Regions from separate parts of the Homo sapiens genome. Here regions 1 and 3 are each linked to region 2. Evidence: read pairs that join two places in POLR2A ChIA-PET (ENCODE). Cell type or tissue: Caco-2. All regions are shown on one strand. Links, peaks and the distances in the headings refer to the core of each region. The heading gives the core; the rest is flanking DNA.

Region 1 (9,814 bases), core at 1,646-6,645, 51 kb before region 2:
TAGTCAGAGCAGTTTCTTAGAGATGAAACTGGTCCAAGATAGATTGTCCAAAGCCAGACGGAGACTGGAACTGAGATGTTTGGCAAAAGGTCCTAACAATGACTGTGGTCAAAGGTGACCTGAGAAAATGAGGTAAGCAGGAGAGTGTGCTGCCTGGACTTAGTGTAGTGAGAAGAGTATCGAATCCCAGTTTCACCAGGTACCAGCTGCATCTCTTGACTGGCCACTTACCCTCTCTGTGCCTTGGTTTATCCTTTGTAAAACAGGCCCCCTGATATCCGCTGGGAGGCAGATCAGAATCATCTATTTGAAAGCCCTTTGCAAACTGGGAGTAGCAAATGGAGGTGACCCAGGTCAGGAAGAAAGGGAGCCTGGGATTTATTTTGAGCCCAGATGGTGTGTGATGGCAGGCAAGGTACCAGGCCTCAGTTTCCCACTTTAAATAAGAGGACATAAAATATGGTGTGGGTTTTTTTTTTTTTTTTTTTGAAAAGGAGTCTCACTGTCACCCAGGCTAGAGTGCAGTGGCACAATCTCGGCTCACTGCAACCTCTGCCTCCCAGGTTCAAACGATTCCCCTGCCTTAACCTCCCAAGTAGCTGGGATTACAGGCGCCTGCCACCACGCCCAACTAATTTTTGTTCTTTTAGTAGAGACAAGGTTTCACCATGTTGCCCAGGCTGGTATCGAACTCCTGACCTCAAGTGATCCACCTACCTCGGCCTCCCAAAGTGCTGGGATAACAGGCATGAGCCACCACGCCCAGCCAAAAATGGTGTTTTGAGGGAAAGAGATGAGGAGGACTTGGTGGATGAGGAGGTAGAGAGAGAAACTCAAACTCTATAACCGTGGTGTTCTCCCTCCCCTGCTCTTCAGGACACACTGCAAGTTCCTGGGGATGACTAGAACCCCACAGCAGCAGTTAACTGTGGGGAAGGCCAGTTTCCTCCGTGCTAGGAGGATGCCCCGGCAGGGTGTGTGAGAGAACATGGAAGCCACTGTGTGCTTTCTTTCCCTTTTTACAGCCTGGGAACCTGGGGAAAGCTTCCCTCCCTGTGTAATAGAATGCATGTGATGGCATTTCAGGACCAAAAGGGTCCTCACAGGTCAGCTAGTCCAACTGTCTGTCTGATGCTTGGCGTCCCTGTGAGGTCCCCAGCAGGCCCCAGACAGGAACGTCACCTTCCAAGTGATGTTAAGTACTGACTAGTCCAATACTGACTACAAAAGAAGTTTATTTTTATTTTTGAAAAGTGTCCAGGTGCCAAAGATTCACAGACTTTTCTTTCCGTTTTTTTTTTCTTTCTTTTCTTTTCTTTCTTTCTCTCTTTTTTTTTTAAGAGACAGGGTCTCATTATGCTGCCCGGGCTGGTCTCAAACTCCTGGGCTCAAGCAATCCTCCTACTTCAGCTTCCTAAAGTGGTAGGATTGCAGTTTTGAGCCACCAAGCCCAGCCAGACTTTTTTTTCTTCCTCTTCTTATTTTTTTGGAGACAAGGTCTTCCTTTGTTGCCAAGGCTGAAGTGCAGTGGCACAGTCACGGCTCACTGCAACCTCTGCCTCCTGGTCTCAAGCCATCCTCCCACCTCAGCCTCCCGAGTAGCTGGGACCACAGGTGTGCACCACCACGCCTGGCTAATTTTTGTATTTTTTTTAGTAGAGATGGGGTTTCGGCATGTTGACCAAGCTGGTCTTGAATTCCTGGGCTCAAGTGATCCTCCCACCTCGGCTTCCAGAAGTGCTGGAATTAACAGGCATAAGACTTCGCACCTGGACAGAATTTTCTTTATCTAAAATGGTTTGCTCATATCCTCATCTCACAGACACTGTGTATCTACTTACACCATTCATTAAATAACAGTAACAACAACAAATACCTCAAGCACTTATTATGTGCCCCACACTGTCTTAAGTGCTTTATGGATCTTAATTCATTCATCACAATGACCCTAGGAGGGGCCTATTGTTCTATTTTTATCCTTATTTTACAGAAGAAGAAACCAGAGCACAGAGAGGTTAAGTCTTTCACTAAAAGTCACACAGCTAGTAGACTTTGGGGCCAGGATTCAAATACAGGCAAACCACAGGTCTTGACCCCTATGCATGTGGCTTGCCCTGATCACCACAGGGTGTGGGATGCCTTTATCCGCTAGCACTTTCAAAGGTCATTTTCAAATGGCCTTTAGCACTTTCTGCCTTGTATGAAGCCTCGGTATCTGGGATTTCACCTTCTCGGGGTCAACCATTCCAAAGCCCCACTGGAAGTCCCAGCCCTGTGGACGTGGTATTTGGTGGCGATAGCCGATCTGAATTGTGAGCCGGCCCAGCCCAGCGCAACATTTGCATCTCAAAGAAGCTCTGTGATTTTCTCGAGATTCCAAACACAGTAACTGCGGGGAGGGCCCCATGGTATTTGCAAGGTTGAGAGTTTGCAAATGCCTGGAGGCTGACCCCTGGATCTCCTTCACCCCGGAGACCGACCAGCACACCATCTAACTCAGTGCCTTTCACATCGTATTCAGTCTGAGAAACAGTTTTGGTGTTTTGTTTTTTCCTACCGTGTGCAAGACAACAGATGTTTGGTGACTGCATGAAAGAAAAATTTTTTTCTTTTCTTTCATTTTATTTATTTATTTATTATTGTTATTATTTGAGACAGAGTCTTGCTCTGTTGCCCAGGCTGGAGCGCAGTGGCACGAACTCGGCTCACAGTAACCTCTGCCTCCCAGGTTCAAGTGATTCTCCTGCCTCAGCCTCCCGAGTAGCTGGGATTACAGGCACACACAACCACGCCCAGCTAATTTTTTATTTTTAGTAGAGATGGGGTTTCACCATGTAGGCCAGGCTGGTCTCAAGCTCCTGACCTCAGGTGATCCACCCACCTTGGCCTCCCAAAGTGCTGAGATTACAAGTGTGAGCCACCACGCGCGGCCAGAAAATTTCATTTCTGAGGAAATGACATATTGGACCTTATTGGCTCTCAAAGACAGAAAAGATGTCCAGTTCTTTTGTTTTGTTTTGTTTTGTTTTGTTTTTCAGACGGAGTTTCGCTCTTGTTGCCCAGGCTGGAGTGCGATGATGCAATCTCGGCTCACTGCAACCTCTACCTCCCAGGTTCAAGCAATTCTCTGCCTCAGCCTCCCGAGTAGCTGGGATTACAGGCATGCGCCACCATACCCAGCTAATTTTTTGTATTTAGTAGAGACAGGGTTTCACCATGTTGGTCAGGCTGGTCTTGAACTCCTGACCTCAGGTGATCCATCTGCCTTGGCCTCTCAAAGTGCTGGGATTACAGGCGTGAGCCACCGCGCCCGGCGTCCAGCTCCTTCTTTTCCTCACCCGTATCTCCCATGAATCTTGTGACTCTAGTACCAGACAGGCCTCAGTACCATGCTCTGTGTCCTGTTCCATCTCCCTGGATGCTGTCACTCCAGTCTCTGTTCAGGAAATCCTACTCTTCCCTCCAGGATCGGCTCTCCTGTTAACCCCATGAAGGCTTCCCAGACCCCCAATGGAACAACCTGCCGCCCCCCCATGCTCCCCTTCCTGTAGAACTGGGTGCTGTGCGCAGGTCAGCACCTTGTCCCTCAGGTGTCTCTTGGGTCCCTAGGAGTCCCCTGGGTCCCACCTGCTCCCTGTATCCCTCCACAGTGCCTAGCCCAATACATAGCTCACAGGTGGGCTCAATTCAGGTTGAACCCAATCCAGAGAAAACCAATTGAAATACATCTAATTTAAGCTTTGCTCTGTCACAGGACTGTGGGATGGGAAGAAGTGATCGCCTCTTCGGCCCAGATTCCAGGTAAATACGTTCTTCCATTTCAAAAGGCTCCCTCACTGGTCCTGGAGAGGGGAAGTAGAGCTGCTCGCCCACTTGGGCTAGCGATGGAGCTTATGAATTCGGAGTTTTCATTCCACCTGGATCTAGGAAGTCTTTTTTAAGAGTCTACTGCGCCAGATAATCTCTGTTCCCCACAAGCCATTCTCTTCTGTGCCTCTAAAGGATAAAGATCTATTTGTCTCTGTGTGTATGTTACAAAAAATGAATGGGGATTTAATTACAGCAGCTCATTTCCTAAAAGGAAGTCCTATTTACGATGCACCATATGTTTTGCCAGCGGCCGTACCCCTGAGGGCTGGAGTCTTGTCAGATCTCCTTAGATAAGCAGGGTTGGGCTGCTTTGGCCTGGACTGGGCCAGGGACCTGGGAGGACAGGCAGAAGGATCCAGGAAGTGAGGAGGGGGACAAAGGTAGGTTTCCAGCCACACCCCGAGCCCAGACCACTGGAGAGCATCAGTCAGCAACCAGGGAAGGCCTCCCTTGCTTCAGAGAAGGTGGATTCAGAGGCTCAGACAATTTGTGATGATTAAAATCGCCTGGCTTTTTTCATCTACTAAAGTGGCTCTTGAGGGGGAGAGAGTCTCTCTGATCCTTCCTTTCGTGGTTTTAATTCCCCCTCTGCCACTTCTGAGCCGGTGCAGATGGCTTCCTGGAGTTCTGAGAACCTTCTAGCAAGGGATGCCGGGCAGGCAAGGGGAGCAGGGAGCTGAGGAGGGGGCTTGGCTCAGTTCTAGTACTCACTCCTTCTTTTAATTGTCTACTATGTTTTCTCTTTCATGGGGCCTACGATTTTAGAGGCCAGGAAGCTGAGGAAGGGCTGTTCAGTACTTCTTAGCTGTAGTTGAATGCAGTTGCTGGAACCTGCTAGTATTTGACACAGCTTAGGAGATTTATCTCAGTCTTACCTTTTCTCTTCTTCCTTTCCAACGTGTTCTGATTCTCTTGCCTCCTCTCTCTGTCTCGCTTTTTAAACTCCATCCCCAGAAAAGTGGTGAACGCCTTCTCCCCGCATGCTGCTTGGAGTGTAGACTGTGAATTTCCCGTGCCAGCTACAATGTCACTGGCTATGATCTCCAGTGGTGGAGGTGGACACCAGAACCTTAGAGTGTCCCTTCCAGCTCCTACACTCCATCAGGTCAATCAGCAGGCAGTCCATTTTTTTCTGCTAAAAGGGTCTGGCCACCTGTGGAGGACACCCACCTGCTCTGAAGCAGGAAGGAACCAGGCAAAGCCAAGAGAAATCAAGCGACTTCCTGCAGGTTGAGCACTTGATGGAAATTAGGATGGGAATTGCCAGTCCTTGGACAGTGGTCCTGGAAGTCTCAGAGACTCGAGACCTGATTTCATTGTAGACACGAGGATAGGGCTGAGGGCTGGCTGGTGGCTGGTTGGTGAGCGGGAGAGTGTGTCTACATAGGGATGTGCCCGCTTACCCAGTGCACATCGGGGGCCCTGCCACCTCCCCCGCTGGGGTCCTGGGAGCCCCTGGAAGACAGGGGCTGACCTGCTCAGTATCTCACACAAAGGAAGTGTTCAGAAGACACCCACAAGCACCACAACCAGATGCCCATGGGCTGCCCTCCTGAGCCTGCCCCAGGTCTCTTCAAATCCTCTGGACACAGCTGCCCTCTGCCTTCCCAAGGGGCCAGATGAAGCCTCTTTCAGGCTCTCCATTTCCGAGACTGTGGCTAAACCTGTTGGCCTCCTCTTCGCATTATCTCCAAGGAGGAATTACATGGGATTTAGATCCATTTAAGAAAGTGTTCTTCTAATTTCCTGGGACTTAAAACTCCGTCGGGCTCTCAGCTACCCCTCTCTAAGTAGAAGGTGATTTGATTCAAGATGCTTTTGCTAATTAGAAACCCCCTTTCACTCTCCTGTTACACAAGAATCCAGGGCACCACATGACCCTCTGAAAAGCTGGCAAGTTTTGCAAAACGTATTTTTAGCTAGAATCAAAGGGTGAGATTTTTGCTCAACTTTGCAACAATGAAGCTGTGATCTCCCTTGCTCTCCTCTTCACTCTTTCCCCTTTCCTCCTCTCCGCACTCTCTCCCTCTCCCCATTTCCCTCTCCTTCTCCCTCTTGCTTCTCCAGCAGGGAGGCCGAGACTGTGTGAGTGCATGCATGTGTGTTCACGTGTGTGTGTGTGCATGCATGCATGTGCGTGCCTGTGTGTAGGTGTGAGGGCCTGGTGGGAGTGTGGGCCGCAGTGCCAGGCGGCCATGCTGCATTTCTGGATGCTCATTGTTCAGTCCCCGTCTCCATGGCGACGGGAGCAGCTGCTCTGTTCTGGGCCTTGGCTGGGCTGTGCGGGGCGGCCTGCCCGCCTGTCTGCCTGCCCGCCCGCCTGCCCGGCCGTGGGAGCTGCCAGCGCCTTGCCCTCCCGCTGCCCACAGGCCCTGCCAGGCTGGGCGCAAGAAAGCGTGTTTACTAACACCATCCACACGGCTCCCTGGGCATGGTGGCTCTGCCCAGAAGATGTCAGGCCGAGGGCACCGGGAGGTGGGCCTGGAGCCAGGCTGTCTGCAGCCCGGAGAGACAGTCCCGGCCGGCTGCTGCCCTGGCCTGCCAGTCTCTGGGCGAGCGCAGGCACTGGGGGTTAAGAGGCCCCCATGAGGCCCTTTCTGAAGTGAACGTTCCCTTCCTGGAATGCCTTGCCAGAGCCTCTGGAACGTTCCAGCCCCAGCGCCCGGTCTGCCCTACCTGACAGCTCTGTCCGTGGGGGCCTCGGTCCTGCGCCGACTGCGGAGCCATGAATGTCCAAAGCACTCACAGACGCGAATAAATGATGCGTATGGGGGTGACCTCAGAGATAGCTTAGACCCACAAAACCTCAGAGCAAACCCCAGGCTGCGCAAGGACAGGTCTCTGTCAGACCGAGTCCTGTCTGGCACTGGGCTGCCCTATTGGGCCCCTTTCAAGACTGGGCCTGGCCTCAGCCCAAGCTCGGGGACTGTGATCCCTATCCCGCTCCTCACCCTCTCCTTGCTTTTCCAGATCGCTCCCCTCCTCACTTTATCTCGGCCTCTCCTTCCCCCCGTGTCTTTCTCCTAGTGCTTCTCCAGACAGGCCTGGACTCTGTGAGTGTGAGCCTGTGTTTCTGTGTGTGTCTCTGTGTGTGTCTCTGTGTGTGTGTGTCTCTGAGTATGTGTCTATGTGCATGTGTCTGTGTGTCTCTGTGTATGTCTATGTGTGTGCTATGTATATGTGCCTGTGTGTGTATGTATGTGTCTTTCTGTGTGTGTCTGTATATGTGTACAGTGTGCCTGTGTGTGTCTCTGTATGTGTGCCTGCGTGTCTGTGTGTGTTTCTCTGTGTGTCTCTGCATGTGTCTTCGTGTGTGTCTGTGTGTCTGCATGTCTTTGTGTGTGTGTGTGTCTGTGTGGCTCCGTGTGTGTCGGTGTGCCTGTGTGTCTGTGTGTGCCTGTGTGTGTCTGTGTGCCTGTGTCTGTGTATTTCTCTGTGTATCTCTGTATGTGTGTCTCCGTGTGTGTATGTGTGCTTGTGTGTGTCTGTATGCGTGTCTCCATGTGTGTCTGTGTGTGTGAGTGTGTGGGTCTGTGTGTGGTCTGTGTGTGTCTCTGAGTATGTGTCTCTGCATGTGTCTGTGTGTCTCTGTGTATGTCTATGTGTGTGCCTGTGTATATGTGCCTTTGTGTGTACGTGTGTGTCTGTGTGTGTGTCTGTGTATGTGTGTCTGTATATGCGTGCATAGCGTGCCTGTGTGTTTGTGTGTGTGCATCTGTGTGTGTGTTTCTCTGTATGTCTCCATGTGTGTGCCTGTGTGCCTCTGTGTGTGTCTCTGTGTGTCTATGTATGTGTGTCTCCATGTGTGTCTGTGTGTGTCTGTATGTGTGTCTCTGTGTATATGTATGTGTGTCTATGTATCTGTGTGTCTGTGGATGTGTGTGTGCGTGCATTACCTTTGGGAAGTTAAGGATATTTCTTCTCTGAACTTTGCCATCAGCACTCAGCCCAGGGCTGAGCCGTGATTGACAGGTTACTAGAAGCTGGTCTGAAAACCTGGGAGCAAAGGGCCAGATGGCCCCGGCCTGCAGCCGCATCTCTCCCTTCCTCCCCCGCAGAGGTGAACTTGCTGTCTGTCTGCTGTGCTTTCCTGAAAGCCCCCGGCCCTGAACTGAAAACATCTGCCCAGCGTTTCCCTCATGTCCTGATCCCTCACCACTGTTTCCGTAGGAATTCCTGCCGAATGCAAACTGAGTTCTGTGTAAACTCACCCCTGTTCCCCATTGACTCAATGATCATCTATTACATACCTGTCAGGGCCAGCCCTGGGAATCATGGCACAGTTTGGGAGGGCCTAGCCTTGCCAAGGCCCCTTTGTCTGTACTGCAGCTGTTTCCTGGTCAGATTCTGCCCTGTGCCTGCACTGAGCCTGGGCATTTCCCTTCAGCCTCTAAGATGTACATCCCTCCAGGCCCTCCGGATCTAAGACCTGTCACTTGCAAGTCACCGAGAGTGCTTTCTCCCTCAGGAGTTTGTACCCCACCTCTGACCTGGGATGTGGAATTAGAAGCTGCCTGTGTCCTGAGGAAAGGGATCTCAGGCCCCGGCCAACACTCTGGAAAAATATTCTCAGGGTATCTATCTCCAGGTTCCTGTTTGGTCGCCTGTGGTCCCTTGAGGGCAGCCCTGACCCAGGCCAGGACCTGCACAGGCATTTGGGAGGTGCAGATGGGGGCTTGTGATGCCCAGCCCTGGCTGGGGCATGGGAGTTGGAGAAGGATCTGTTCATGAGGAACTGGCTGCTTGCAGGGGCAGTGGTGCCCGTGGTCTTTTTTTAGACTGAGTTTTGCTCTTGTTGCCCACACTGGAGTGTAGTGGCAAGATCTTGGCTTACTGCAACCTCCTCCTTCGGGGTTCAAGCAATTCTCCTGCCTCAGCCTCCTGAGTAGCTGGGATTACAGGCATGAGCCAACATGCCCTGCTAATCTTGGTATTTTTAGTAGAGGTGGCGTTTTACCATGTTAGCTAGGCTGGTCTCGAACTCCTGACCTCAGGTGATTCACCTGCCTCAGCCTCCCAAGGTGCTGGGATTACAGGTGTGCCCGGCCAGTGCTGGTGTTTTAAATCATTCATTCAGTGTCTACCACACACTAAGCATGGGATGAAGTGCCTTCCACATGAGCCCTGCCATTTAATCCTCATAGGGATCCTGTGAGGTAGAAATGATTTCATTTTGCAGGTAGGAAAGTGAGGTTCGGAGAGTCTAAGTAACTTACCCAGCTCTGAAGAACCCACCTGTCTTCCTGAGTCATCCTGCCTCACAGGGCTGGTTCATGTCTCTCCCTAACGGTGCTCTCCAGAATCAGCTTCTCCTGGAGAAGTCAACAAGGACACTTCATGAGCTCCACCCACTGCAGCACCCTCCGCCAGGCTGCCCTAGCCACATTTTACCTCCAGGCCTCTGCTTGCCTGCCTCTAGTTGATTTCTTCTGTCATTGCCAGAGGGAGAACCCTCAAATCCAAATCACTCAAGTAAGCAAGCAAGAAACAGCAAGAAAGAGGAAAACGGAGCGCAGAGGACACTTGGGAGTTGAAATGTGGGGTATACCAGATTTCCCTGGGCACAGGCTGAGATTTCTGTTCCCTTACGTGCCTGGGATCTATCAGCAGCTTACGCAGGTTGAAAGCTCTTGGTAAAGAGCCCCACCATTGGGCGAACCCAAGGTTAGAACAGAGAGTCACTAGTGAAGATGCTGGTGACTTCGGTAAAACATGACTGCTCATGATTTGGAAACAGAAGTTAAAGACAATTTGAAAAAGGTCCCCAAATCTCTGCTTAAGGAAGAAAGTCTTTATAAGGACTTGGGCAAATAGTCCCATGAACGAAGGGTCAGGGGGGCCTCTTTTGGTGATTTATTTATTTATTTATGGAGTCTCGCTCTGTCATCCAGGCTGGAGTGCAGTGGTGTGATCTTGGCTCACTGCAACCTCCCCCTCCCGGGTT
Region 2 (9,814 bases), core at 1,529-6,528:
ATGTCAGTAAGTGCTTGTCTGTGAGATGCTTGTTATTTTCTTCCTTTTGCTTTTCTCTGCTTTCTAAAATGGGTATGCCTGACTTTTATAATAGGCAGAGCAAAAGTCACGGAAAGGGTGGCTATTGCGCTTCTTTAGATCCTGACTCAACATTTTCACGAGTTAAAAGTAGAATGTTATTTTTGCCACCTAAAACCCAACATGAAAGCCATGAAGGGTGATGAGCGCGCTGGGAAGGGTGGGTGGGTAAAGGTCCCAGCGGAGCCATCCAGGCAGAGGAATGAGGTCACAGAGTTGGCGTGATGAAGGGCTGGGGGGTCCCCACCTTGGTGGTTCCCACCCCTGCTCCTGGGCTACCTGAAAAGGTAGCTGGGCAAATGCTGGGGGAACCTTCAATTTTACGGCAATTAGGGGCACCCGTGGGCTGGGCAATCAGCCGAGGCTCTGATCTGGTTAACCTCGCTGGGGGTCAGGCCGCGCTGACCTCGCAGTGTTCTCACTCCGAAGCCGCAGCTGGGTCAGTGCTCCCATTGTGTGACCGGTCGACATTAACTCCCGGGCCAAAGAACAGGGCCTGCTCCCCACAGCCCTGCCTCCCGCCCAAGTGGGCCAGCTTTGTTCGCTTCCCATTGGCTCCCATTGTGCCTACTCAGGGGGAAAAAGCCTGCGTTCATTTCCTTACTCTAATGGCTCCATCCTCTTCCAGCCCATAAGCATTTTGTCACTGTGACCCCAGAGGTTATTCAGGCCTTTTGATCTTGCCTACCTCCAGCCCAGTTTCCCAGCTGCCCTGCGGACCCACCACCCAGAGGGTGAGCCTATGGGCAGGATTGGGCCCCGGGCATGAGGAGGGGTTACCTAAGCGGGGGCGGTGTTGGGGGGATTGGAGACCAGGGTGGGGTGGGCTCCAGCGGGAGGCATTTCAGTCTTTCTCTCCATCAGAATCTCCTCTCCTCCTGGAAATCAAAGGCCCAGGGCCTGGGGCCTTCTTCCCTCGGGGAAGAGCCAGGAGGAGCTCTCTCTAAGGCCTCCAGCCCTCCATAGCTGCCCAGCGAGCCGGGCCTGTCTGTCTCCCACTCTTGGCCCCGGTGCATTTCCTAGGACTTTCTGTTTGCTTGCTGGACAGTCTTGTTGTCCCTGGATGTTCAGCCCTGCCCCCCTCACTCCGTCTTCCACAAGTTCTCCCCCACACTCCACATTAATGTAACACTGCCCTATCCCTGTAGCACGGGGTCTATGACAACACTTTGGTGGCCAGCTGCCGACAGCCCAGCTACTTCCCCTTACCTTGGGGTCCACTGTGACCGCCAGCTCCTGGGGACAGATGCCTTGCTTTCTGTATTGTTGGAGCCTCCCTCCCCACCCCACAGCCTGGAACAATGAAGGGTAGTGTTCAGTCCCTTTGAGCCAGGAATAGGGTGACTTCGGATGTTTTTAGAAGGAGCTTTATAGACTAGACAGGAATGAATAAGGTTTATGACCCAAATTCTTCTGATAGGCGTCTAAGATGTTGAGAGGTGGTAGAGGTACTGGAAAGGGCTTGGTGAGTTTTTAAAACATGAAAGGATCGATTTATTTGCTCACTTATTTGTACAAACAGGAATGGAACCCCTTCTCTGGATGACTGTTAAATTGCTCTTAGCACTGGGAAAGCAGACGGTAAAAGACTCTAGTCCTGCCCGTGCTGGGTTCGTAGTCTGGTAGTGGTGACAGGTACACAGAGAGGAACTCACGACCCACCAGGAGGTCTCCTGACAGCTCAGCCCTTATGCATGTTTAATTCTACACAGAGGGAGAAGGAGCTGGACCTTAAAGAAAAGGTTAAACTTACTGAGACAGATGTAAAATGTCCACCACACCAAATTTATTAGGCAATATTGTATAGCCTGGGAGAATTAATCTATTTCCTCCAAAGTGAATAATCTCAATTCAAATTCCAATTAATGGCTTTGAGGAAACTACACTGAAGCATCAAACAGCAAATTAAATACAGCCTTTTCTGTTTGCCTCTCGACAGCCGGATGCACTTTATTGACATTTGTCTCTATGCCTCTTCAGGAAATTTGGGCTCGCCCATCGGCAGCCAGCCAGCACTGCCTGTGCTCCGTGCCAGCCCTTCAGGAATCTACCTAGAGTCCCCTCTCCAGCAGGGTGGAGTCTATTATGGGTCGATTAGCTGCTCCTTTTCAGCGCAGATTTAACACTGTCCAAAAGGTAAACTTACGTTTTCTCATTAGTACATTCTCCTTCATTCATTCATTTCCAATCTATAATTAATTCTTTCTCAGTTAATGAGTTATTTTCATTTCTTCATTACACAAGTGCTTTGCTAAGTGCTTGGCACCATGCTAGGTTTAGGAGTTATAAAAATGAATACAGGGTGGTCTCTGCTCTGAAAAAAAATTATTTTAGTGAGGGTCTCTGATGAGGCCACCTGGGAAGTGCTGTGCTGAGGGAGAGAAACATATTAGGGAAACCTTTGGGAGGGGCCTTAACTCTATTTGGGGATAGCCAAGAAGGCAAAAGCTTTGCTGGACAAGACTACACTGAAAGCTTTCCTTTGTATTTTTTGAAAAGTGTTTTAAGAGATGGACTCTTGCTATGTTGCCCAGGCTGGTCTTCAACTGGGCTCCAGTGATCCTCCTGCCTTGCCCTCCCAAAGTGCTGGGATTACAGGTGTACACCACCATGCCTGGCTCCTTGAATGTGTCTTAAAAGTTAAAGAACTATCAGGTGAGGAAAAGGGGAGGGGTGGAGAGTTGTGTTTAAGGTCAGAAGGCAGGTGGATTAATCGGGGAGACCTTGGAAACAGGGAGGAGGTTGGCATAGGAATCCAGGCTGGACCCCAAGTAGGCCCTGGCCCTCGTTTCCGCAGCGCCCCTTCAGGGTGGGGATTGTGCATCCCATCAGTGTGGTTTCTTTTTTTTTTTGGAGACGAAGTCTCGCTCTGTCACCCAGGCTGGAGTGCAGTCGCCCAATCTTGGCTCATTACAACCTCCGCCTCCTGGGTTCTTGCAATCCTCCTGCCTCAGCCTCCCAAGTAGCTGGGACTCCAGGTGCGCACCTCCGTCCTGGGTTAATTTTTTGCATTTTTAATAGAGACTGGGCTTCGCCATGTTGGCCAGGCTGGTCTTGAACTCCTGACCCCAGGTGATCCACCCGCCTCAGTCTCCCAAAATGCTGGGGTTACAGGCGTGAGCCTCCGTGCCCAGCCCCATCAGCATGGCCTCTGCTGGAACATCCCACTGTGTCCTGGGCATGGGCCGCAGTTTGACCATGACCTCCTGATAGACTGCAGCTCTGGACACCAGATTTGCCCATACCACTCTTTAGCAGGACCTACCTTTGTCCCTCATAAACTCCCTAGCAGCATGGGGAAGCTCCACCATCCTCCAGAATGGTTTGCCTGGTCTGTGCAAGTAGCTTTCTTTCTTTCTGTTTTTAGTTTTTGGAGATGGAGTTTCACTCTGTGGCCCAGGCTGGAGTGCAATGGCGCCATCTTGGCTCACTGCAACCCCCACCTCCCGGGTTCAAGCGATTCTCCTGCTTCAGCCTCCTGAGTAGCTGGGATTACAGGCGTGCACCACCACATCCAGCTAATTTTTGTATTTTTAGTAGAGACAGGGTTTTACCATGTTGGCCAGGCTGGTCTCGAACGGCTGACCTCAGGTGATCCAGCTGCCTTGGCCTCCCAAAATGCTGGGATTACAGGCGTGAGCCACCTCACCCGGCCGCAAGTAGCTTTCTAGAACACTCACTGCCTCTGGACAGTCCTACATTTAGTTGAGCGGCGTCTTCTCCCCCACCCCACTCCCCGGATATGTGGACAGATGCCGCCGAATGCACTGTCTGGATGTGAGGCAGAAATATAATTATTTTCCTTTCTCATAAGGAAAAGCTAATTACTAGAAGGAATCCTAGCATAATTACACAGTTAGGCTTAGCGTCTTGGTACACATTGCTTCCTGGCAAAGACGTCCAGTTACCTTATAGCCATTTGTTGGAGGCAGGGGCGGCCATTTCTGATTCTCTCCTGCTCCCCTACCCCATTGTCTGCCCCTCACTGATGACCCCTTGGGGTGGGTAAACTGAGTCAGATGCCCAGGTAACAGGACCAGGGAGCAGTGCCTACAGCCGTCGGCTCCTCACTGTCCCTTGTAGGGGAGTTACCAGGCCACTCACACAGAGGGGAGAGCTGGTGCTCAGGGAGCCTGTGCCACTCGCTCGGGATCTCTCCTCTCCCTGTAGGAATTGAAGCTGGGATTGGAACCTGGGTCTCTCTGGCTGGAAAGCTTCCCCCTTTCTCCATGACAGCCTCGCCATGGGATGTTTGACTTAGCTGTCACAGTGCCCCATGTGGACGGCCAGGGAAGGAATGAGGAATGTGCTTCTCAGTGGGCCGGGCCAGGTAGGGGGAATATTTGCAGTGTGGTTGAGCTCCTACTGGCATGCCCTGGCAGAGAGGGTGGGATCCCAGGTGTGGTCCTGGGGGGTGGAGGGCAGCAGTGCCCAGCCCAGAGGGGGTGAGTGTGTCTCATCAGGGGTGCTTCCATCCCTGGGGGCCCACCCCATCCCAACACAGACAGGGAGGCAGCGCTCTACAGAGGAGGGCCAGCTGGCTTTAAAGTCTGTGGTTTTCTCCACAAGGAGAGATGGGCCAGGAGACAGTATGAGGATGTTCCAGGCAGAAGAAAGAGAAGAGCAAAGAATTGAGCAAAGGCCAAATACTGGAAGTGGGTCAAACTGGCAGGGGTGGAGTGGAGATGGAGGGTTTGGGGGGAAGTGGGGTGGAGGGGAGTGTTTTGTTGAGTGAGTGGTGACTACTGGCCCGGATCACATGGCACCACTGTGAGTTCTCATCTGGAAGGGGTGGAGCTGACTGCAAAGGTTCCTTCCTATTTGACACTCTGTAAGTCAATATTTAAAATATGCTTAAATAGTTAGAATGCTGTTTGGACACATTGATCAAGGATGTTAAACTATTCATACCCTTTGACTTAGTAATTCAACTTCAGGAAATCTTTCTGAAGAAAATAGACATATAAACAAGGATGTTTGTTACAGCATTGTTTATAACAGGGAAAAATTGGGAATAACCTAAAGATCCAGCACGAGGGGATTCACTGCGTAAACTCTATTACATCCTGACAACAGGTTTTCAGACAGTAGTTGAAAGGATGTTTGTGAAGACTTTATAAAAACAAATGGAAATGGTTATATCATAATACTATGGGGGAGAGACACCAAGAGGTCAAATGATGCATTTAGTCACAATGGTGAACACACACAGTCTCATAGAGCAACAGACATGGAACTAGCATACGGAAAAGCTAGAAAGAAGTATTAATGGTATTTGTCTTTGGTTGATGAAACTACAGGGAATTTAAAAACTATTTTACTTTGCTAATAAAAAGGACAAACTTGGCTTGCCAGGGTGGCTCACACTCATAATCCCAGCACTTCGGGAGGCTGAGGAGAGCGGATCGAAGAGTTCAAGACCAGCCCGGGCAACATGGTGAAACCCTGTGTCTACAAAAAATACAAAAATTAGTCGGGTGTGGTGATGTGCATTTGTAGTCCCAGCTACTCGAGAGGCTAAGGTGGGAGGATCGCTTGAGCCCAGGAGGCAGAGGCTGCAGTGAGCTGTAATTGTGTCACTGCACTCCAGCCTGGGTGATGGAGTGAGACCCTGTCTCAAAAGAAAAAAAGAAAAGATAAACTGTATTAATATGTTAAAAAAAGTTAAAACACAAAATAGGAGCAACAAAAACAGGACAAAAACTCTAGGACAAGGGCTGGACAATTCTCATTCCTCTCTGGCAGCTGCAGACTATGACTGGTCCATGCCTTGGCAGGAGACAGCCTCAGGCCATAGAAGAGACCTTGGAAACAGACAACCATGTAAGGAAGCTTTGGAGGTGGGGGTGATGGGGGACCTCAGACCGAAAGGCAGGTTTCTTAGTGAGTTCAACTCCCCTGAGGCTCTGACTGGAGCCGTCAGGTCGCACTGAATCTCAGGGGTCTGTCAGCACCTGCAGTGCCTGAGCTGACATGGAGAAAGTTGTGAGTCTATCTAGGGTTTTGCAAAATGTTAAAATGGCCTAATTTCTGTCTTTAAACTTCTTAGGACACAGTGGGAGGCCAAGTGGTTTGACGGTCGAGTTTAGACTGTAAGCTCAGAGAATCAGGCCCAAATCCTGCTTCTACTTCTTATTCCTCCTAAATTCTTGGGTTTTGTCTGTCAAAGAGGGAATTATAACCCAGGCTCCAAAGAGGTAGGCACAGGAATTTAAAGGAGGTCTTGTCTGCAAAGTGCCTGAAACAGAGGAGGGCTCAGCACCCGGTAGCTCACGTTTGCAGTACTCTTCTTAGCTAACAGGTAACCTGACTTCACTGCTTCTTTCTTTGTTGGTGAGAGGCGTTTTCCTGGTTGTGAGCAGTGGCTGTGACCATCCAGTTTTAAATTGGCCAGTTTGGTTAATGACATGGCCTAGCAGGCAGTCCTCATTGTGTGATGAGCACTAAATTAGTCCCACAAAGGAAATTGCTTTACTGATGTCCTGTACTGGTACCAATGAGAATCTTCTTCTCTCCCCAGGATAAAGCAGGTGGCCAATTGCTCCACGCTGCCGAAGGGTTTTACATGTCTGAGACCTGGAGGCAAAGCTGGCTTTTACAGGGGCTGGCTTGGCTCCTGGGGAGGTGAGCTTGTGTGCCCTTCTGACATGTCTTCCACCTGCTTGGCACCAGTTTAGTGAACACCTTTAGGTTCCATGGCTATGAGCAAAATCTTCCCATTGTTGCTAAATGGAGATTTCACAAAGGTTGATGACACGTATTTTCTGACCAAATGGTTCAGGGAAACCCTGAGAGCTCCAAGATGACCGAATAAGCTAGGGGCTTAGATGGCTAGGATTTTTGGGGTTGCAGGGGAGACTATGTTGTCTAGAAAGGCCTGCTAATTGATGCCTGCTATTCCACCATGCCAGCCCCAACTCTGCAGAGCCTTGAAGGCACTTAGGTCTCAGGTCTCTTTTTCCAAGGTAGACCATCTTGGGAAGGTCACGTCCTATACCATTACTGGTAGCTGTCATTAGGTCAGGTTAATAGGAATTAGTAAGGATAGAGTGCTGGCTAGGTCCTGAGAAGCATGGCCAGGCAAAAGTCAAACCAGACAGGAGAACAGCAGTGGAGACAACACAGACCAGCCCTCTCTGATCCCCTGGGATTTAGATTCCATCTGTTTTTAAGTGTAGTTTGAAGTTAAGCCTAAAGCATGATAATGATTAAGGTAGGAGAGAATCTAGGGAACCATCTTGCATGGGGGTGGGATGGGTATGGGATGGTGTCAGGGAGATAGTGAGTGACATTGGTGCATGATGCACAGGCAGGGGACATCGAGGGCTTGGCTGTTCAACTAGGACCTGAGGGGTGGCCGAGATGACCCTCCAGAGTCACTTTCAAGCCCAAATATTTGCCTTCCATTCTTAATGCAGCAGAGAAGTTCCTTCTGATTTGTTGATCTCTGGTTGATACCCGAGCATTGGGGTTGTCATGGAGTCAGGATCGACTGAGGAAAGTGAATTGGGAGCTGCCACAAAATCGGATTCATGCCCACATGGCTATTCATACATTTCATACATTCACATTAAATGCTGTCATGTGAGGACTCCTAACGTCCCTGTGCCTGGACTGTAAGTAGGAAAAGGACCATAGCATGTCTGGGCCATACTTTTTCAGATGGGGAGAGTGAGGTCCAGAGGGGAAGTGACTTCCCCACTGTGAGTCACAGAAATAATTCACCCCAGTCACCAGGCCCCTGTTTTCTTGGTTTCTAGACCCTCTATCTCCTTTTTGTGCCCTGAGTCTTGGATCACTCCCCCCAGGCAGGGCTCTTAGGCGTTTCCTGCCTCATGTGTACAATTGTGAGGATTTATTGTAGCTGGGATTTTGTTTCAAGCCTTTAATATGATTAGCAAACATCAAATATCAAAAGCTTATCTAGTAAACACCTCCCGTCCATGCCATGGATGTTATGGTCAGCTCTGGATTGAAGTCGAGTCACATTTCAAAACAGATGCAATTTCAAGAGGCCAGAGCGAGGCCGCCGCATCTGCTGGCTGTGATCTTTCGTGTGCAGTAAATGGCATTGTTGGAGAGCTGGGCTGTAAAACTCAGCCTGGTCAGCAGGACCTGCTCACAATGCAGGGAGCTTTCCGGGGGATTTTAAAAATGCAGTCGAGCACTCCGAGCCTGGTGGGCAGTCTGCCGGGGCAAGAACAAGCCGTCTGTTCAAGACTGGGATGTTCAAATCAAATATTTGTAATCTTTGACCAAAATTTAAGTGATACTCTTAGGAACCAGTGGGGTTTCCAGGAATGACTCTGTCAGGGGAGGAGGGAGGGAGATGGTGAGCGTTTGTAAAAGAAGACTATGGTGCCTCCCAAATCTCACAGTTTAAGCCAACAGAAGCACACTTCCATCCTTTTCCTAGACACGAGATTAAAAAAAAATTCTTTGTTCTATTTGTGAGTAAAAGTGCTGGAGGAATCTAAGGTCTGCTCAGTGGTGTTTCCCTTGGGTCCGTGGATATTGTGGCGAAGTGCAGTGCGTCTTGTTGGACATATCAAGACCAGAGGCTGGGCTCTGTCCCAGTGCCACTGAGCACTCCAGCTCTTCTTCACGGATGCTGGGTGTATTTATGTGAGCACATGTGTGTGAGAGAGCAGGAGAGTGGGTGAGTACATGGACTTCCGAAGGATTCCGATCGGTGCAGCTCAGCCCCTACCATGTCCAGGCCACTTTGCCCTTCCTGCTATTCCCATGGGAGGCAGGAGACACCCTATCTGGAGGACTAATGTTTCCCCAAGTACCACAGCCCATGGAGTTCAGTGACCCGTTCCAGCTGTTTCTGGCGGCAGCGCTGAAGCTGTCGGCAGCCCGGCGGGTGGCAGGGTGGGTTACACCGTGGAAAATGCCTTCCTAATGGGGCAACAGCTGCCACCGGCAAGAGCTCCAGGAATTGGTGTAATGAGAGAAATTGTTCTCTGCTGCTGGGTATGGCTGATTTCACCCATAAAGGAAGATTTGCTGCTTCCAACAGGGGAGGCACTCTCTTGTTTAGATTCCTGTAAGTCGATGAGGAGTGAGCTGTAGCCATGAGAAAGTCACCAAGGACTCTTGCAAGAACATGGGGCTTTGCTCTGTATTCTAGCTGGGGGTGAACTGGCCCAAGCTTGATACCATCTGCAGTGTACCGTGTTGCTGAAGTTCAAAGTCACCTGGGTTTCTCAAGGTGAATCCCAATCTAGGTGCTGCATCTGGGAGGGGGCAAGAGCAGAGTGAGAGGGCAGGGATCATTCTCACAGGACTGGAGGGTGGGACTGGAAGGGATTTCCACCTGCCTGCCACAGCCAGTGGCTCAGGGTGTTGACATTGCCACACTGACCATTGCTAAAGTCCAGTGAGGCTTCCCTCACTCCCTTCCTCCCTCCCTTCCTTCCTTCCTTCCTTCCTCCCTCCTCCCTGTCTCCCTCCCTCCTCCCTGTCTCCCTCCCTCCTCCCTGTCTTCCTCTCTCTCTCCTTCCTTTCTTTCTTCCATCCCTTCCCTTCCCTTCCCTTCCCTTTCCTTTCCTTTTCTTTCTTTCTTTCTTTCTTTCTTTCTTTCTTTTTCTTTCTTTCTCTTCCTTTCTCTTTCTTTCTTTCTTCCTTCCTTCCTTCCTTCCTTCCTTCCTTCCTTCTTTCCTTCCTTCCTTCCTTCCTTCCTTTTTAAACTTTTATTAAAGTTATTCAGGCACACTATTTAAAACTTCCC
Region 3 (9,814 bases), core at 2,495-7,494, 69 kb after region 2:
GCCCGGGCAACAAGCATGCACACACGTGCAATGGCATGATCTTGGCACACCACAACTTCCACCTCCAGGGTTCAAGTGATTCACCTGCCTCAGCCTTCCAAGTAGCTGGGATTACCTGCATGTGCTACCACACTGGATAATTTTGTATTTTTATTAGAGACGGGGTTTCTCCATGTTGGTCAAGCTGGCCTCGAACTCCCAACCTCAGGTGATCCACCTGCCTCGGCCTCCCAAAGTGCTGGGATTACAGGCTTGAGCCACTGTGCCTGGCCTAGCATTCTTATTTTTGGAGACCCTGCCCAACATCACATCAAATATGTTATGATATACTTACATCGCACATCATGTTATTTATTTATTTTTGCTTTAGTAAAAGCTTAAGCCTGGTGTGTTGGCACATACTGTTAGTCCCAGCTACTCAAGAGGCTAAAGTGGGAGGATCGCTTGAGCCCAGAAGTTGGAGGCTGCAGTGAGCTATGATTGTGCCACTGTGCTCCATCCTGGGTGACAAGAGAGAGACATCATCTCTATTTTTTTTTTTTTAAGTTTAAAAGAACTTTTGTAACTTTGCCTTTGAAATTATTTGGCTATAGATACTTTACTTTCACAGAAAGTTTTAAAAATTTTCTCAGCCTATTTGGGTACTCATGCAAAGTAATGAAATATAATCAACAAACTGTTTTTGAATGTAATGAAATTTTCATGAATGATAAATTCATCAATTCAGGAAGTGGCATATGAAAGAACTTTACATTTCTCAGACATTTGACTTACCATCCATCTGCTTTGACCTTGCAGTTTTCATTTTGTGTTGCAGGGCCAATCTTTTTTTTTTTTTTTTTTTTGGTAGAGTCTTTCTTTGTCACCCAGGCTGGAGTGCAGTGGTGCCATCTCGGCTCACTACAACCTCCACCTCCCAGGCTCAAATAATTATCCTGCTTCAGCCTCCTGAGTAGCTGGGACTACAGGCACCCGCCACCACGTCCAGCTAATTTTTATATTTTTAGTAGAGACGGGGTTTCACCATGTTGGCCAGGCTGGTCTCAAACTCCTGACCTCAAGTGATCCGCCTGCCTAGGCCTCCCAAAGTGCTAGGATTACAAGCGTGAGCCACCGCGCCCAGCCCAGGGCCAATTATTTTTTGTTTTCAGATCTCAAATAATTTTGCAGGACTCTAAAGAGCTGATAGCCCGGTCCTGTAGCTCTAGGGCCTAACAGATAAGATGACTCTGATTGTAATGATGCTGGTATTTCCTTGATATGAAGAGCCCCAAAGTCTCTATAGTTGTGTCTCCAAAGTGGCAAAGTGGAAGCCACATAAAGAAATCACTCCCCATTACCAATTATCTTTTCAAGTGTGTCACGTACACTGCTCTGCTGCTGCTCTGTACATGGAACATATTGGGCAGGGATGATTACCAAATAATTCTGGAGGCTCATGGCTTTGAAACACCAATGAGACAGAGAACTTGATGGTGGAAAAACTCTTCCCGAGAAGAAAATAGGCCATAGATGGGACTTGCCCAAGTCTTCCTTAGGGAGTGGGAAAGATAAGGGAGCTCACATTGCCAAAAACCCAACCCAACCCATGGTGTACTGGGGATTTTAGGAATTTCATTTGTCCCTCTGATATCTTTTCAAAGTGAAGATTCACCCCATTCTACAGAATAGACCACTGAGGCTCAGAAAGGCCAATACTTGACCCCAGTGATACAGGGACAAGATCTCGGATCTGCCTAATTCTAAGGCTCTGCTTTCTCTTCCTGCCATTGTGGATGGACAGAAGTGTGTGACATTTTTAGAGGAAATGAGCACTATGCTGTGTAGTTTGTGCTTGGAATACCAGCAGGATTAAGAAAATTGCAGGACTGATACCTTTTAGAATTTTCCATTTGCAAAAGCCACAATCCTGTAACAAACATCCCTACAACAAAAACTCAAGATGAAAGAGCCAGAGAGAAGCAAATTAAAGGCTTGGAAAGATGCAAATCAAGTCTTTGTCTAGAGTAGTGGAGCCAAGAACCTGGTGGCTTTACTCAACAGGTATTCACTGAGCACCTACTCTGTGTAGGAGACCCTGAGAGATGATAACCTCTCAGTCTTTTTTCTTTTTTCCTTTAAATAGGGATGGGTTCTCGCTATGTTAACCAGGCTGGACTTGAACTCCTGGACTCAAGTGATTCTTGCCAGAACTCCTGGCCTCCCAGAGTGCTGGGATTACAGGTATGAGCCACCATACTTGGCCAACCTCTCAGTCTTAAGTCCTCTGTTACATGTAGACACCAAGGTGCAGTGGAGAGAGAGGCTGCAGAAGAGTTGGCCTATGACACAGAAGATTGGAATTCACAAACTTTCCACTCCCTGGCAGTGTGGCCTTAGACAAATGAGTGCATCTCTGAGCCTTAGCTAACTATTTGGTAAGATACAGGTGACCATTCTTGCTCAGTCTACCTCATGGGCCTGTGATATTCTCAAAGGTCCCTGGTAAACAGGTGTGTGGAGAGTCCTCATTATGACTCCCCCTAGAGTAGGCCCTTTTAGAGGGCAGGAGTGTCTGTGTCTCTGTCTTCAGCACAGGCCTGGCAGACAGCACATGGGCCCTTGTGAGTGTGGGAGGCAATCTCCTAAATCTTAGCTGAAATACAACATTCGTCAGGATCTTCCTGCTCTGTTCACACCTTACACATGAATCCAACCTCATGGTGCACGGACCAGGGCTCTCTTCTTTGAACCTGCAGAAGATGCTTCATTAAAGGTCAACTTTGTTTGCAAAATAACTTTATGGCTCTTTCTGTAAAAGCTGAAGGACTCCAGTGGTCATCTCACTGAAAAGGAAGTTTCTTCCCTAGCAGCTGAGTCTTCACAAATAATATTCTCTTTCAATTCACACCGCAGATTAGGCAAGGATCCTTTGTAACTCCCAGTACCACAGGTCTGAAAGGGCCCTTGGAGGTCACATATTCTTATTCCTTTATTTTGCAGATGAGTTTGCTGCAGAGTGCAGAGGAACTTGCTGCAGGTCATAGATCAGGGCTGGTCTTAGAGTTATGTGTCCTTCCTTCAACTTGATGAAAACAACTCTCCTGGCACTTCTCTGGAGCAAAGCCGGCGGTCCTCCTTGGATACGGTGAGCCACCAAGCTGGGCTCTAAAGCAGGTGGACAAGTTCAGGGCCCCCTGTTAGGATGGGTTCACAGTCATTCCGAGGCTTTTGCAAGTGTTTTTCTGGTGCAGGGCTCTGCACTGGCTCTCCAAAGAGAGACACAAAATGGCTATTTTTGCAGATACACTCATGGTGGGAATGGCCGTCAGCCAAAATGCCCCGATGTGCTTCTCAGAGTGTGTGGATAGACCTCCCTTCCTCCTCCAGCCATGAACTCGCAGGGCCATGGGAGAAGATGGGTGTCCTGCAGGTCAGGGCTGAGAACAGTGGCTGACTGATGGCGACAAGGGCAGTCCTGAGTGGCCTGCACAGCACCTAGATCTGGAACCCAGAGGAGTTGTTGGCTGCAACAGCAGATTAGTCAAACTCCCAGATGGCATCTCTGAGCAGGGAGTTTGAGGTAAAAAGGCCTGGACTTCCTTCCTTCTTCACTAAAACAGGACTGGAGAATGAGGTCCTTGCACTGTAATTATACTCTGGCAGGAAACAAATAACTAAGGCATTTCTCTAAGTGAGGAAGGAAGGAAAACATCCAAGGCTCTGGGGATCCTTCAGCTTCTGCTCTTGTGGCATTGGAATAATAAGAACAACCATCTACTCTTCAATCTTTGCCAAGCCCCATGAAGTAGGTATTTTCCACCTTAGTCTACAGATGCAGGAATGGTGGGTTGCCCACAGCTGCAATGCTGGTCAGTGGTGTCACAGAGCTGGGACTGAATTGTACTTGTGCCCAACTCAGAAGCCCCGCAGGTCTCTCTGCCTCACCTGCTGTTATGTGGAGGGGGCACTTTCTCTTATGAGCTCAGCGTAGTCACAGGTGCACAGCGATGCCCAACCAGGAGGCAGAAGTCCACCCTTCACTTTCCCTGACAATTTGAGTGCCTGGGTGCACTCAAGGAAAGGGCTCCTGTTCCTTTATACAAAAGTGCTGTCTGTTCACAAGCCATGCCTCCTGGGGCTGCACCCACCCCACAGGGGCGCCTTTTTTCTAATTCACATGGAGGGACCAAGTAGACTAGTGGTGGCCTTATATTAGCTGTTGTCAATTGAACTTCTTTGGGCCTGAGTTTTTTTCTCATAAGAAGTGAGGCTCTTAGGATGCCTTCTTACTTACAAAGTAAGTGTTGGGGCTTACTTACAAACACCTGCAGGTTGGCAGATGTTTGTAGGCCGGCGTGTGTGTGTACGAATGAGAAGCATCCCTTCTTAGACTCCTGTCTCCCTGGGCTCACGGTACTTCTACTGGTCATCCCAGTTCCTGGGTTGGGGTTCACCCAACACAGGCTGCCTCAGCCTGAACTTTGCGGTGATGGATTGGTGACCAGGCCCTCACCACAGGGCTTCCAGGGACCACCAGTCTCTGGTGTAGGCATGTACTAGGAGGAAGGGATTGAGCAACCAGCTGCCCTGTGCTCTGTAAGGACCCATGGTGCACCCCCACTGCAGCCACTCTGGGGATGGACCCTAACCCGTCTCTTTCTCACTGTCTGGCTTTTGTAAATATCCCTGGCCTCTTCTTTGCCCAGCAGATTCCTGTTCTGCTTCCTCTGTCCCATGCTGAGCACACAGCATGGAGCGCAGCCCTGGGCGCACAGTAGGCGCTCTGCCCTGCTCCCTGAACTAGTGGTCAGGTGAACGAGCCCTGACTTTGCTCTGCCATTGCTGGGCTGTGTCCCTCGGATTGCGCCCCCCGTTCCCACACGCCTGGGCCCATTAAGCTTCCATCTCTCACCTCGTTATCGCCTGGGCTTGGGGGTTCTTGGCTGGGAGGTCCGAGGTGTCCCAGCTTCCCCCTAGGCAGAGCCCCTGCAGGTCTTATTTAGGGAAACCCCCACACGCAGAGGGGCATTGTCTCAGTGGGTTGAAAAGGCTACTTTCCTCCAGCTCATTGATCAGATCCCAGAGAACAGTGGGGAGCCTGAGCCCAGGGGCCGAGGCATCTTGAGGGGCTGGGGCTTTCTGAGAGCCTTTATCTCAGCACAGGAGATAAGACTCCAGTGGCTGCAGGAGCCATAAAGCAAGGAGGGGCTGGCAGTTGAGGATCCCGGGGAGCCGGGCTTTGAACTCTGCCCTCATGGGGGTGGGAAGCCTTTATGGCTGGGCTGCTCTGGGGCCGAGGTGGGAGCAGAGCCATCACGGGAGAAAAGAGTCCCCAGAGCCGGCCCCCTGGCACCCAGACTGCACGGTGAGACAACGGAGCCCGGAGTGGTGGGACCAGCGGCGGAAACAGCGCTCCATCCGGGCTTTATTGACTTGTAAACGGTACCATTAAAGAGGAAGGCCTCACCTTGGCTGGAAGCAGCTGTGTGCGCTGCCGTAAATCTAGGGCGAGCTCTGAGGCTGCAGCCGGGCCTGGCAAATGCCAAGCATGCCCTGGGCAGAAGGGGGTGCAGGCCAGGGATCCCCACCACACCCAGCTCCTAGCTCCACTGAGGGGCTGAGTATGGGAATTTATAAGAAGGATGTTTACCAGGGGAAATATCAGCGGCTAATTAGACTTTGCAAATAAAAAAACTTTTCAAACTTTGTTTTCCACTTTTTTTTTTTTTTTTTTTTTTTAAGAGAAGGGATCTCGCTTTATTGCTCAGGCTTGTCTCGAACTCCTAAACTCAAGCAATCCTCCCGTTTTGGCCTCTTGAACGCTAGGATTACAGACGTGAGGCACAGCACCCAGCCATCCAAAAAAAAATTGTTAAAAAAGAGAAAAATGTCTAGACATCTTTGAGTCTCCATTTGCAAATTTAGCCCAGAAAGAAGGACATTGAGAAGCCGAGGCTTAGAGTGGCCTGCAGAGGAGTGAGCGAAAGTCCATCACGGTTTCTTGTTCACTGTGTATCCGCGGACTAGCTCCGGAGAAGCCCAGGTCTCAAGTTTTTCTTTCTTGTTTTTTTTTTTTAACATAAAGAATAAACATAATACCAGCTCTCAAAGGTTGGCTATGATGATGGAATGGGATGAACGTAGAACACCTCACCAGTGGGAGGGGCTCAACAAGTGAATTTTCTCTCTTCTCCGATTGACAATAAAACAAAACAGAAATTGGAGATATTGGCCCTCTTTTTGTTTTGTTCCCCTGGAATTAGCTAACCTTGCACAACAAAAGGCTAGACTGCTAGCTGCCTGGGGGCAGGGACAGCCCTGCCTGGTTCAGTTTTGTAGGTTAGTTGTTAGGAAGGAAGCTGGTGTAGAATTCTGAGAATGTTTTCTACAAATGTTGGGTGAATAAAAAAAAAACAGGGGACTAAGAAAAAAGAAGGAAAGAAAGAGTGGAAGGAAAGGAGGGTGGAAGGAAGAACACAAGGTCACTTTTCCTCTGGACAAAGTCCAGAGTTTTTGGAAGAGAAGGAAAGGAGAAGCAACATTTGCCACCTCCTGCTGTGAGCCCAAATGTTATAAAACTTAGTTCTCACAACCACCAGGAGGGCCCTGAGGATAATTGCCCAAGCTCTGCTATTTACTTATTAACCAATAAGTAAATCTGTCTTCTGGGCAAGTTATTTGCTGAGTGGGTGAGTAAGTTCTTTGTGCCCCTGACTTCTCCTCTAAAATGGTGAGAATTAAATGAGATAATAGGTGTAAACCCATTATACAGTTATTGGCAAATACTAAGTGCTCGATACATGTTGGATATGGTTATGCTTCACGATGAAGAAACAGAGGTTAAGTAACTTGGCCGATTCACAAACCTGAGAAGCACGTGGCTGGATTCCCACTTTGCTTCTAGAGCTCACACCAGTTCTCCGGGGTCTGCAGCTCTTGAGGCATCACAAGGAGTGGTTTGTGGAATCCCCACGCCACATGGTCTCAGAATGTATTACCAGACAGAACTACTAAAAGGAACTCTTTAGGGGACATAACTTTTAGGCTGAGCTGCTGGAAAGGGTTAATTGGGCCACTGGGATTCTTATCTTTGTCTGAGGGATTCCTTCATTCATTAAATAACAAACAGATAAATAAACAAACAAAGCCAAAAGGAGGTAAGATCCTTAATGCTTACAGAGCCCTTACCCAGCCCAGCCTGAGCCAGGAGCTGCAGGAAGCTCAAAGCTCTAGGACAGGGCCCCTCACCTCCCTGTCTCCAGGGACTTAGTATTTGCTAATCACTGCTTGTCACAAGTAGGACATCCTCAGTGCTGTGTGTTGATGGGAATCAGTTTCTTATCGTATAACAAGGAGGCTGGATGGCAAGTGGCGTTTACCACCATCTAGAATTCTCTAACGATTCACAGTGAGAGAGATCTCAATCCAGGAACTACCATGGTCCCTCTGCGTCTGGGATTTCAGCCTAGCCTTTGTAGGTGCTGGAATATGCTTAGATAGCTCTCAGGGCAAGGCACTGTTCTGTATGTCCACACATACTAACTTATTTAATACTCACCTCAATTCCACTCCTTTACTGTCAAGGAACTGAGACACGAAGAGTTTAAGCCCACACAGCCAGCATGTGGTGAAGAATTCGACTCCGCACAGCCTGGCGGCAACGTCAGCGCCATGCAATGCTGTCTCCCTGCAAAACAGATCCCAGTAAAATGGAATTCAGTTTACAAAGTGGCTATTCATCTTCCAAGGAGGGATAGAATGAAGGAGCTAAAGACAGAGGGAGAGAAGAAAGAAATGCAGAACAGGGAGCGGAAACGGGGGCTCCTCCCTTGCAGCACCTGAGACACGTGATCTCTCTGCCTGTTCCTTCCTCCAGCACCCAACCCCCTCTGCCAGCAACTTCCAGATAATCCCACTAAGAATTCCAAGCAGGTCTCATTGCTTCTTGGAAAGTAGCCGGCAGAGGCCCACACCCTGAGCGTGCGAGTCCGGTTCCGAGTCCTGAGACTGGCAGAGAACGCTCCTGGGAGGGGTTGGCCTTCCCATTCCCCTGAGTCTGGGCCCAGGCCTGCCACATTCCATTCTTCAGGTCTTAAAAGCCTCCTATTCTTTTACAAATCACTGGTTCAGACCTAAATTATCCAGATAATTGAGCCGCCTGGCCCGTCATTTTGTTGGCATAGACACCATTTATGTGTAATCTGAGAATATTCTATCTGCCGCGGAGTTTCTTCCAAAGGCATTATTTCTAACCTTCTTTAAGAAACAAATTTCCTGTTGCCATGGAGATCATCTTTTGGCTAATTTTATCAGGCTCAGGAGCCAGGCTGGAAGCAGCTCTCTCCTGTCTCCCAGGTTCTCTACTTTGCTGAGTCCCAGGTTGTCTGTCAAACGAGGCTCTCGGATCTCAGCAGCCTGCGCATGAGACAATTCAGATGATGGCTACATTTTGGTTTTGAATTTTAAAAGCCTTGACATCATCTGCACAGGCATTTTTGATTTGTTTTAATGAGAAAACACATACAATAAAGATTCAGAGCTGATAAGTTTCATAAATGCATGCTTTCTGGAACCTGACTGTGAGGAAACTGTTAAAATGAGAAGTTTCTGAGCTAGCAAAGACTGTAGAAAATTCAGAAAGAGGAAAAGGCATTGCTTGGGCGCCAGGCCTTGTGCTGCCCTGAGGTGTACTAGGGGAAGCGGGGAATGGAGCGTGCAATTTGCCTCTTTCCAGCTATCTGGGGATAATTAAATTGCGTCAGTGCTTGGAGGGACTGCAAGGGTCATCTCTTTTAAAACTCTCATTTTATAAATTGGGAAATTAATCCAAATTCTCTGGAGTTAGATTTGGTTCTTGGGAGGGTTTGTACCCAATGTCTCTGGACTTGCAGTCACTTGGGATAAAATCCAAACGAAATCCTCCCAGGCTGGACCAGGCACATCTCCCTCCAGACTCTGAGGCACTCACAGCTCCCGTGCAGCCTGCTTTTCTCACCTCCGTGTCTTTGCACAGTCTACCTTCTGCTCTTTGGAATGCACTTCCACTTTCGTACCCTCTTGGACAGTTTTCGCTATCCTTCAAAGCTCACCTCAAGTGTCACCTTTTCAGGAATTCTCTAGGCTGGGTCAAGTTGTCTTACGAAGCCTTCACACTGTGCAATTATTTGCACATGTGCCATTTTGTCTACTGGACAGGGATCTCTTTGGGGAACGTGTTCTAGTCACCTCAGAGTTCTGGCTTGGAGGAGACACTCACTGAATGAAGAAATCAATAATCCCAACAGTTAACATAGGAGAACCTACTAAGCACAGGTATTGTATTAATGTATTGGTTCACTTAATATGAAGTGATATTAATATTAGAAGGTTGATACCTCCTAGGATTAGTGGGAATGTTAGGTGAGCTAATACATTAATAGCTAATACATTGTTTGACTGTTGAGGAAACTGAGGCATAGCAAAGGAACTTGCCAAAGGCCACGCGGCTAGACAGTATTGGAACCAGGATTCAAACTTTGGCGATTTGCGTCCAGATTTTTCACTTTTAACAGTTATGGGTTCAGGATATGCTACCCCAAAATATGGCACCTTGGCATTTTAGAAAACACCAGAAGCAGGGAAGTTTTTCTGACCCTGTCCTGCCATTCTCCCCTGAGGCAGGCCAGAAAGAATTCTCTGACCTTTCTCTAAAGTGGGTCCAGAGGGTTCCTCTTTATACCCAGACGAAAGGAATGAAGACACAGAGGCACAGATAATAATCTGGATAAATGTGTCTTACTAAGATCCCCGCCACCGTAGTTTATTCACATTCTTTTTTATTTTTATTTTTATT

Evidence for each region. Peaks named below come from ENCODE experiments on the same cell type or tissue, not always from the same donor. Only the 100,000 strongest peaks of a DNase experiment are listed, where the experiment ranks them.
Region 1: POLR2A ChIA-PET joins it to region 2 with 5 read pairs; 2 of 35 experiments call an interaction of 5 or more read pairs at or near these places.
Region 3: POLR2A ChIA-PET joins it to region 2 with 5 read pairs; 4 of 35 experiments call an interaction of 5 or more read pairs at or near these places.

Annotation. Positions count from the first base shown.
Region 1 is chr2:15,978,341-15,988,154 of GRCh38, forward strand. No RefSeq gene overlaps it. Among named protein-coding and RNA genes, the nearest start is that of MYCNOS, 42 kb to the left of the region's middle. RefSeq lists an enhancer at 1,985-2,772 and a silencer at 2,247-2,541. In Caco-2, for the core only: no CTCF peak of the experiment used is centred there; DNase peaks (open chromatin) are centred at 2,350 and 4,176.
Region 2 is chr2:16,029,898-16,039,711 of GRCh38, forward strand. No RefSeq gene overlaps it. Among named protein-coding and RNA genes, the nearest start is that of GACAT3, 16 kb to the right of the region's middle. RefSeq lists an enhancer at 4,388-4,888. In Caco-2, for the core only: no CTCF peak of the experiment used is centred there; a DNase peak (open chromatin) is centred at 4,354.
Region 3 is chr2:16,097,875-16,107,688 of GRCh38, forward strand. No RefSeq gene overlaps it. Among named protein-coding and RNA genes, the nearest start is that of GACAT3, 52 kb to the left of the region's middle. RefSeq lists enhancers at 5,120-5,950, 6,782-7,611, 7,140-8,339, 7,612-8,442. In Caco-2, for the core only: no CTCF peak of the experiment used is centred there; DNase peaks (open chromatin) are centred at 5,217, 6,598 and 7,215.